Linked DNA regions of Homo sapiens: region 2 is linked to region 1. Evidence: chromatin contacts called from ENCODE Hi-C or POLR2A ChIA-PET data. All regions are on one chromosome and are shown on one strand. The core of a region is the stretch at or near the end of the contact, and the rest is flanking DNA. Distances in the headings are between cores, read along the strand shown. Region 1 overlaps DIPK1A (divergent protein kinase domain 1A). Region 2 has its middle 36 kb from the start of MTF2.

The links. A loop is a pair of places that touch in the nucleus more often than their neighbours do. ChIA-PET counts read pairs that join two places held with the same protein, here RNA polymerase II (POLR2A). Pooled maps may share reads with other maps.
Region 2: a pooled map shows a loop between it and region 1 (2.5-fold over the local background). The contact joins two enhancer-like sites. A Hi-C loop is called at or near these places in 1 of 168 maps with a recorded cell type or tissue (lower leg skin) and 4 of 50 pooled maps. POLR2A ChIA-PET finds 5 or more read pairs at or near these places in 5 of 52 experiments (H1, OCI-LY7, RWPE1 and 1 more).

The regions. Positions count from the first base shown.
Region 1 is chr1:92,856,075-92,860,913 of GRCh38, reverse strand. All of the region lies in intron 2 of DIPK1A (divergent protein kinase domain 1A), which reads left to right. Among named protein-coding and RNA genes, the nearest start is that of SNORA66, 18 kb to the right of the region's middle. Within about 2 kb of position 1,877, at least 4 of the 41 ENCODE cell types and tissues checked have a DNase peak (open chromatin) inside an H3K27ac peak, as active enhancers do.
Region 2 is chr1:93,040,627-93,045,465 of GRCh38, reverse strand. No RefSeq gene overlaps it. Among named protein-coding and RNA genes, the nearest start is that of MTF2, 36 kb to the left of the region's middle. RefSeq lists an enhancer at 2,714-2,973. Within about 2 kb of position 2,850, at least 6 of the 41 ENCODE cell types and tissues checked have a DNase peak (open chromatin) inside an H3K27ac peak, as active enhancers do.

The sequences.
Region 1 (4,839 bases), core at 628-3,127:
ACATTTATTCAGTCATAAAACATTTTATTTGCAATAAATATATTTATTTTCAAGCAATCATGAAACATTTCATATAATCTGCCTGTAAACTTATTAAAGTTCTAACCCTGCCTTTTTTTTTCTTTTTTTTGAGATGCAGTCTTGCTCTGTCGCCCACGCTGGAGTGCAGTGGTACAATCTTGGCCCACTACAACCTCCTCCTCCTGGGTTCAAGCAATTCTCCTGTCTCAGCCACCCCAGTAGCTGGGACTAAGGTGCACACCACCATTTTTTTTTTTTTTTTTTTAGTAGAAATTGGGTTTCACCAAGTTGGCCAGGCTGGTCTCGAACTCCTGACCTCAGGTTATCCACCTGCCTTGGCCTCCCAAAGTACTGGGATTATAGGTGTGAGCCACTGTGTCCGGCCCCCAAGTCTGCCTTTTTAAGTGCTCTATCAACTTGCATGAAAGATTTAGTCAAGACAAAACCAATGATACTTCAAAGGCAGGCTTGTGTTTCCTTATAATTAGCATCAGGCCACTAGAAATTCTGAACCAATAATTCTCAGTACGTGGTCTCTTAGGCCAGCGTGGGCACTTAAAATTAATGCATATTTTCAGCCTAATCCAAGACCTACTGAGTCCAGAAACTCTGAGACAGGTCCAGCAAACTGTGTTTTCATCAGCCCTCCGTGCAATCTGAAGCTCTCTAAAGTTTGAGAACCTCTAACTGTAAAACTGTTAGCTCCAGGTACCTCCCTAAAGGTAAAGATTATAGCCTCAACTAGTTCTTAAAACCTCTTCATTAAAAGGTATGGAATATCTCATATTTCAGCCAATCCACAACACATATCTTAGATACCTTTAATTTTACCAGTTATCATTCATTTGTAATATTTATCCATCCATTTATCATGCTATTTAACAAACCACAGGCCGGGTGCAGTGGCTTATGCCTGTAATCTCAGCACTTTGGGAGACCAAGGCAGGCAGATTGCCTGAGGCCAGTAGCTTGAGACCAGCCTTGGCAACAAATTGACACACCATCTCTACTAAAAATAAAAAATTAGCCAGGGTGGTGGCATGCACCTATAATCCTAGCTACTTAGGAAGCTGAGGTGGGAGGATTGCTTGAGCCCAGGAGGTCAAGGCTGCAGTGAGCTGTGATCATGCCACTGCACTTCCAGCCTGGGCGACAGAGTGAGACCCTGTCTCGAGAAAATGACAAATTTCACCAATAAAAGCCAGATTTCCTAATTAACAAGTCTCAGAAATTGACCAATCTTGATCAAAGTAAGGAGATAAGGAATATAGAAGCGCTTGGAGTAGCTGCCTCGAGCATTGGCTTCCTGATTACAGCTCTAGCCAAGCACCTGTGCATTCCTGATTTGGATATGAGAGACATCTGGACTATAACTTACACACATATATTAAACTGTGTGTGCTGAGGAATTCTAAAATAAATTGCAGACTCTATTATAACCGAAGGAAGGAAAGAGTGGAGAGGATGTGTGTGTTGCGGGCAGGGGGGAGAGAGATTTGAGCACTTTTAATGGCTGAGAGAGAGAGAGGATGAGAACGCGAACATGAAGTGCAAGTCTAGAAAATGGTGAAGATTTAGTATCGTTGATACGGGGAACGGGAGAGGGTGTTGACGAGAGACGTGGAAGATTTTCAGGCATTGTTAACCCAACTCAGCTATTTTTTTTCCTTAGGAAAAATTGATGAGTTTGTCTGAAATACATTTTTAGAACACACATCTTAGAAAATTACTTAAAACCTGGTAGTATACATCTGTTCATTGTTATTGCCCCCTTGTGGTATAGTTTCCATAGTTGATGAAATTATTCATTCAACTCGGGTGGGTTTCGTCAAATAAGACTAAAGAGTGCCATCTCCTGGTTTGATGAGGTATGTGCAGGCAAGAGAGGCATTTAGGAGAATCACCGGAGTAAAGAACAATCTTAGGACAGGAAAAACCTTTGATGTTTTCGCTGATCATCCTATGGTAAAGTGAAACATTCTCTATAATTTCTGTGTCTTTTTATTTAGAATATCGTTTTACTGACAGTAATTACAGTTTGTGTCTGTGGCTGTGCCTGAAAAACAACAAAACAAAACAAAACAGTACGTGGCCAACCATCCTTTCTATACAAGCATGTGGGAAATTTGCTTTTGGTTTTTGATGTAAGCCACAAGTGGAAGAGCCTGCTCATTGTAACTGCCTCTTTGATGAAGGGTTGGCTTGAGATTTTTTCTTAGAACTAGAATTTGTCTTGTAGCTGAATGCCAGACTAGTCTTTACTGCTTCCCAATAAGTTTACTAATGAGCTACCTGGTTTGTGCTTTAAAAAAAAAAAGTATTAAATATTATAGAAAAGTATGCACTTTAATCCTCAATGAGATTTTAAAGCCAAAGCCACTATTTATGTTGGTTATTTAATAAACATTTACGGAACACTTAAATACCAAACTGTGCTGTGTGCTAGAGAGGAGGGGAGGTTTGAAGATGAATGTAACCAAGTATCTGCCTTCAAATCATCCAGCTTTCCACAAGGGAAGATAACTTGGACACAAATAATGTTAGATTTCAGAATATACAGAAAGAAGGGAGGAAGAAAATAGTGTCAGGAAAGAAATATAAACTCCCAAGATGATTATTGAAAGATGGTTGTGGAAAGAGTCATGTTTAAATCCTGACATTGAACAGAGTTAAGATGAAGTGTTTCTTAAGATTCAGGAGCCCAAGATCAGGACAGTGGAAGGATATCACTCTTTAAGTCCGATCCCATGAATTGTTCATGACAGAGGGCCCTACTTCCGGATAAAAACCCAGCATACACTTCATTCATCCATTTGGCAAGTGCTTTTTTATCTGTATTTGATTATGCGTCAGGCATTGTACAAAGTCCTCAGGAAATAAGGATGAAAGTCCTAGCCCTGTTGTGAGTTGCTTGTATGGAGGGAATGACCAGAGACACCTTTAGTGGGTGCACTCGGGAGGGGTATCTGACACAGTCGGTGCTAAACCTGCTCTGCATGCTCCTCTCCAACATAAATAATCCTGGTTCTGTTACTTTAGTGGTTAAAAGAACAGGCTCTGGAGGCAGACTATCTGGGCTCAGGTTCCAACTCTGCCATTAACCTGCTCTCTGTAAATTTCTTACCCTCTTCTTAACCTCTCTTGCCTCAGTTTCTTTATCAATAAAATGGAGATAATGGTAATACCTATTCCATAGGGAGATTTTGAGAATTTAAGATATATACATGCAAATCTCATAGAACAGTATTGGCATATAAAAAACAATATGACAGCCGGGCACGGTGGCTCACTCCTGTAATCCCAAGCACTTTGGGAGGCCAAGGCAGGCAGATCGCCTGAGGTCAGGAGTTCCAGACCAGCCTAGCTAACATGGTGAAACCCCATCTCTACTAAAAATACAAAAATTAGCTGGGCGTGATGGCAGGTTCCTATAATCCTAGCTATTCGGGAGACTGAGGCAGGAGAATCACTTGAACTGGGGAGGTGGAGTTTGCAGTAAGCCAAGACCACGCCACTGCACTCCAGCCTGGGTGACAAAAGCGAAACTCCATCTCAGAAAAAAAAAAAAAAAACAATATGACAAACGCTGTGTAGCTACCACCTTCTTAACAAATCTTAACCTTTTGCCATATTTGCTTCATTTTTAAAAAGAAGTAAAACATTACAGGTATAGTTGAAGCTCTCTTATCCTGCCTGATATTCTCCTTCCTCCCTCTTTAGAGGAATCACCATCTTGAATTTGGTATGAGTTTTTGCCATGATGTTTTTCTACTTTCACTGCATGTGGCAGGGGTACATAAATACTATGTTTATGTTTGCATATATCTAAACTTTAATAAATGGTACTAAACTGCTCACGTCATTCTGAAATTGTTTCTATTTCACATTATGTTGATATGTCTGGGCCTATTTATTTCATTTTAATGACTGCATAGTATTTCGTACTATGAATATACCACTTTATTCAACCATTCTCCTGTTGAGGGGCATTAACGTTCTTACCCATTTTCCACTCTCACAAACTGCATCTGGATGGCAAATCTCCCAGTACTGCACCTAGATGGCATGCTGCAGTCCTTCCAAGACTGTACCCTGGCCTGCATCACATCTTGTCTTATCTTGTCTTTTCTCTTCTTTTCCTTTTCTTTTTTTCCTTCCTTAAAACTAATCTCTCAAGACCTGGCGCAGTGGTTCACGCCTGTAATCCCAGCACTTTGGGAGGCCAAGGCGGGTGGATAACCTGAGGTCAAAAGTTCGAGCCCAGCCTGACCAACATGGAGAAACCCCATCTCTACTAAAAATACAAAATTACCTGGGCTTGGTGGTGGACACCTGTAATCCCAGCTACTTGGGAGGCCGAGGCAGGAGAATCGCTTGATCCCAGGAGGAGGAGGTTGCAGTGAGCCGAGATCGTGCCATTGCACTCCAGCCTGGGCAACAAGAGGAAACTCCGTCTCAAAAAATAATAATAATAATAAATAATAGTAAATAAACTAATCTTTTATAGAGTTATTGGCCTGCTTTCTTTGGAAGGAAACATTTTTGGTTATTGATTCAATTTTTATATGTATTAATCTAATTCAGCTTTTTTGTTTGTTCCTGTATGACTTTCTATTATGTATATTTTTCTAGAAAAATTGTTTATTTCAAATGTATTACCATAAATTGTTTCTATTTTTTTGCCACCACTACTCTTTTCTTTCCTAATAATGTTTGTTTCTCCTCTTTTTCTCATAATCAGTCTTGCTAAAAGTGTATCTTTTTTGGTAAAGTTTTCAAAGAGCTACCTTTTTATTTTTATTTATTTATTTATTTTGA
Region 2 (4,839 bases), core at 1,601-4,100, 180 kb before region 1:
GTATGATTATGGACAGGCTATCAAACTTCTAAAAATGAGTTTTCAAACAACCTTTGTAGCTGGAATTAGATAGTTTGGTACCGATCATGCCTTGGCTACTATTAAAATTTCTAAAAGGGGCCAGCCTCAGTGGTTCACACCTGTAAGCCCAGCACTTTGAGTGGCCAAAGCAGGCAGATCATTTGACGTCAGGCGTTCAAGAACAGCCTGGCCAACATGGTGAAACCTTGTCTTTACCAAAAATATTAAATAACTTTTAAAATTGCAAAAACCACAGTTACTTTTGCATCAACCTATACAAAAACTAGCCAGGCATGGTGACACGTGCCTGTAGTCCCAGCTACTTGGGAGGCTGAGGCAGGAGAATCTCTCGAACGCAGGAGGTGGAAGTTGCAGTGAGCCAAGATCACGCCACTGCACTCCATCCTGGGCAACAGAGTGAGACCCTGTCTCAAATAATAATAATAATTGTTATCATCATCATCATCTAAAATGTTATAATCCCTAAAGATCTCCACATCTGATTCTCATATTTTGTAAGTTGCATCTGCACTGCCAGTAAGGTTTTGCTTTCAAATTGTTTAGTTTTGTTTTTGAGTCTTCAGACTTTAAAAAAATTAAACAAGTTATACTACACTGTGTTTGAAAAGAAAAAGAATATAAATGAAAAGGGAAGCCATAAATATCAGTCAACAGACATAGTTGAGAAATTTGGGGAACTCTAGGTCTATACAACTTTCCTAGATTGAACCCTGTAGTCTCAATTGATTTCAATGAGAATTTTTTGTCAAGTGAGGGATGATAATTTTTATATAGATCTCATTCTTACTTTTCCAAGTTTTCACTTTAATTCTGTAGTGGACTCAGTGTGGGTAATAGGCATATTAGATTCCACAAAATTGTGAAAGTTATTGGTCTGGATTTTATTTTAGAGTGCCAACTGTTGTGGTATTCACTTCTGTTTGAATCAACTATAGCGTATAATGTCAAAACAATACATTGGAACCAATAGCTCCCAGGGTAAAAATTATCCGTGTACAGATGGTGGGCAAGAGTGATTACTTAAATTCTAGATATATAAATACCATAAGTACATATTCAGAGTTATGAATGGAGTAAGGATTCCCACAGTATTAATCTAACTTCAACAAGCCACGCAAATAGAGTGAAACACAATCTGTTCTATACATTTTGCACACTCTCAATTGCTGTAACATGAGAAATGGTATTTTAAGGGTAGAAACCCTCAACTGCTTTGAGACCACAAAAGTCCATCAGTTTACAGCTGGAGGCTTCTATCTATTCAGAATGTTTGGTACTCTTACAAACAGTAGCCCCACCGTTAAAATTAATAGATTTTGTATCCTAGGGGGCAAAGTTCTTTAAAGTCATGACATGACTTTTGCTTTGGCCTTGATTTTCCTTTTATTTCTAAGGAGTTTCTGTAAAAGGATTCCTTTGTTAACATATACCATTTTCGTTATAATATAACATTAGTTTTTCCTCTGTATTTTCACAAAAGCAAAAAAAAAATTGTACAAGCCAATACTTATCCCTAAAATATATTTTTCTGATTACAAAGTATTGATGTTATTTCTGAAAAAATATAAAAAGTATAAAACAAAAAATAAAAATTACTCATAATACACATAGAGAATAACATTTTGGTGTCCATATTCCCATATAAAACACAGTCATATGTTGCTTAACGACAGGGTACAGTCTGAAAAAAGCATTGTTTGGTGATTTTGTCCTTGTGTGAACATCATAGAGTGCACTTACACAAACCTACATGGTAGAGCCTACTACACACTTAGGCTATATGGTATAGCCTATTGCTATACCATAGCACCATATAGGACTATGAATTGTCCTATAACTAAATATGGTACTAAGAACATAGAAGACAATAAATGCTTCAATTTATGATAATTAGGCATTGAGCAAAACTCTGATTTTCTATACCAGTTCTTCACAAGATGCCTATTAAATTGAGTTGAAACATTGATGGGATTGGTGTCTGCAAGAAATATTCTGGAAATACTAAATTTTATAATTTAATGTTAATAGGCTTTTAGTGTTGAGAGTAATGTATTTCTTGCTAAGTCATCAATAAACATCTAATTTAAAATACAATAAAAATAATTTATAAAATAGGTCATTACACTTATACAAGCTTGTTGAACAAAGGCTAGTAATATAATTTTTTAAGTACCATGAAAAGAGATCATACTGGTTCTGTGTGGTGGCTCATACTTGTAATCCCAGCACTTCGGGAGGCCGAGATGGGAAGATTGCTTGAGCTCAGGAGTTCAAGATCGGCCTGGGCAACATAGCAAGACCCCATCTTTAAAAAAATACAAAAAAATAGCTAGGCATGCTGGCACGCACCTGTAGTCCCAGCTACCTGTGGGGCTGAGGTGAGAGGATCGCTTGAACCCTGGAGGCGGAGGCTGCAGTGAGCCATGTTTGAGCCACTGCACTCCAGCCTGGATGACAAAGCAAGAACCTGTCTCAGAAAAAAAAAAGAGAGAGAGACAGTTTGTATCAAGTAGTCCAGAAGAAATAAAGCTGGAGACTAAAGTTTCAGTAGTGCTTTCTAGAACTTTTCAAGACAAGGTTATCTGTATAACTGAATTTGAGTATTTCACCAGGCATGAGAGCCAATCTCATGTGAAACACCGAATAGTCCCAAAGAACGTGAAAGGAATATCGTAATGAGGCAGAATAGGGTCTGGAGGCAAGGAACCTAAGGCTGATTCACCCTGACTTCCTAGAACTAAATCGAAAGAAAAACCCCAACTTTCTGCACCTACGTAACAAAAGGACCAGAAGCTACTCCCTTTGCAAACCCCAACCTTTTCTACACAGCAGATGGGAAACTGAAACTACCTCTGAGTGGTTACTTTTTGCAACCAATCAGACCTTTCCATAGGAATATAACATTGTAACTTCACTTCAGTGATTATGATTATGAGCCAAGGCTACATTTGCATAGAAGTGCAACTTTATAACTTCACTTTAGCCTCTGATTGTTTGCTTTCCACAACCAACCATATGTTTGCATAGGAGTGTGACCTTTGTAACTTGACTTCAGCCTCTGATTGCTTGCTGTCTGCAAGCAATCAGACTAATTGTGGACCACCACTTCATTTACATGTGGTGAACACCAAGTGGCCAATGGGAAACCTCTAGCGGGTATTTGGACCCAAGAAGGTTCTGTATCCAGAGCCTTTGAGCCGCTGTTGGGAGGGCTTCCACACCGTGGAGTGTATTTTCACTTTCAATAAATCTCTGCTTTCATGGCTTCATTGTTTCCTTGCTTTGCTGTGCGTTTTGCCCAATTCTTCAAAATGCGAAGAACCTGGGCAGCTTGCAGTCAAGAGCCTCTACTGGTAACAGTAACATGGGTTGTTTTTGTTTTGTTTTGTTTTTACAAGAGTAGGACTTTCCTCATACCCTAAGTCTTTGGTCATTAAGACACACAAATAAAACTGCATATCCTGCACTGATCATCAGCCAAGTATATTTACTAATTTCAATTAGAAGAATATAAACACCTTAACTGTCACAGTTAATTAGTATATTTGGAGATGGTGATGGAGAATGTTACGTAGAGAAAAAAAAACCAATTACTTATAGTGCAAATAGAGATTCTTAGAGGAGGGCTAAGGCAGAACTTCAAGATTAGTGTCAGATAAGGGATAAGAAGATAAAGAATAAGGGCCGGGTGCGGGACCTCACGCCTGTAATCCCAGCACTTTGGGAGGCGGAGGCGGGCGGATCACGAGGTCAGGAGATCGAGACCATCCTGGTTAACATGGTGAAACCCTGTCTCTACTAAAAATAAAAAAATAAAAATAAAAAATTAGCCGGGTGTGGTGGCGGGCGCCTGTAGTCCCAGCTACTCCGGAGGCTGAGGCGGGAGAATGGCGTGAACCCGGGAGGCGGAACTTGCAGTGAGCTGAGATCACGCCACTGCACTCCAGCCTGGGCGAGAGAGAGGGACTCTGTCTCAAAAAAAAAAAAGGGTTAATTTCATGCCAGGCACTGTGCATGACAATTGCAATACAAGTTAAATACTATAATAGAAGAAATAACAAAATTCTGTGAGGAGAAAGGAAGCTGTTCAGCCAGTGTGTCTACCTAGCCATTATTCCTTCTAAGCCAGCTGCTGCTATGTTAGTCATTTCACACAATTAGCTTTTGCTCCAATATATTTTTATTCCAACCTGACTCCGCTGGCAGATTCTGGACTCTAGGCTCCTTTACTCTGGCTCCAACCCTCTTCTGGCCTTTTGAACCTGGAGCTTGTCCCGTCTCCCTGCCATTTGATTCTTCTCTTTCTAATACATTGGCTTGGACTAGATTTCTTGAGTTTTGTATCTTCAGGTGCCTTGATAAAAGCGCAGATTCCTTTACTCTGTTTAAACCCTGGCTATAGTCACAGACTCTCTGAAAACCCCACCCGGTGTTCAGACAACTGTCTTCGTCTCACCCTAAGGCAATAGAAAACGAAATTCACGCTGGGCGCAGTGGCTCACGACTGTAATCCCAGCACTTTGGGAGGCCGAGGCGGATGGATCACCTAAGGTCAGGAGTTTGAGACCAGCCTTGCCAACGTGGAGAAACCCCATCTCTTAAAATACAAAATTAGCCGGTGTGGTGGTGGGCACCTGTAATCCCAGTTACTTGGGAGGTTGAGGAATGAGAATCACTTGAACCCAGGAGGCGAGGTTGCGGTGAGCTGAGATCGTGCCATTGCACTCCAGCCTGGGCAACAAGAGTGAAACTCCATCTCAAAAAAAAGAAGAAAAGAAAGAAAGAAAGAAATTCAAA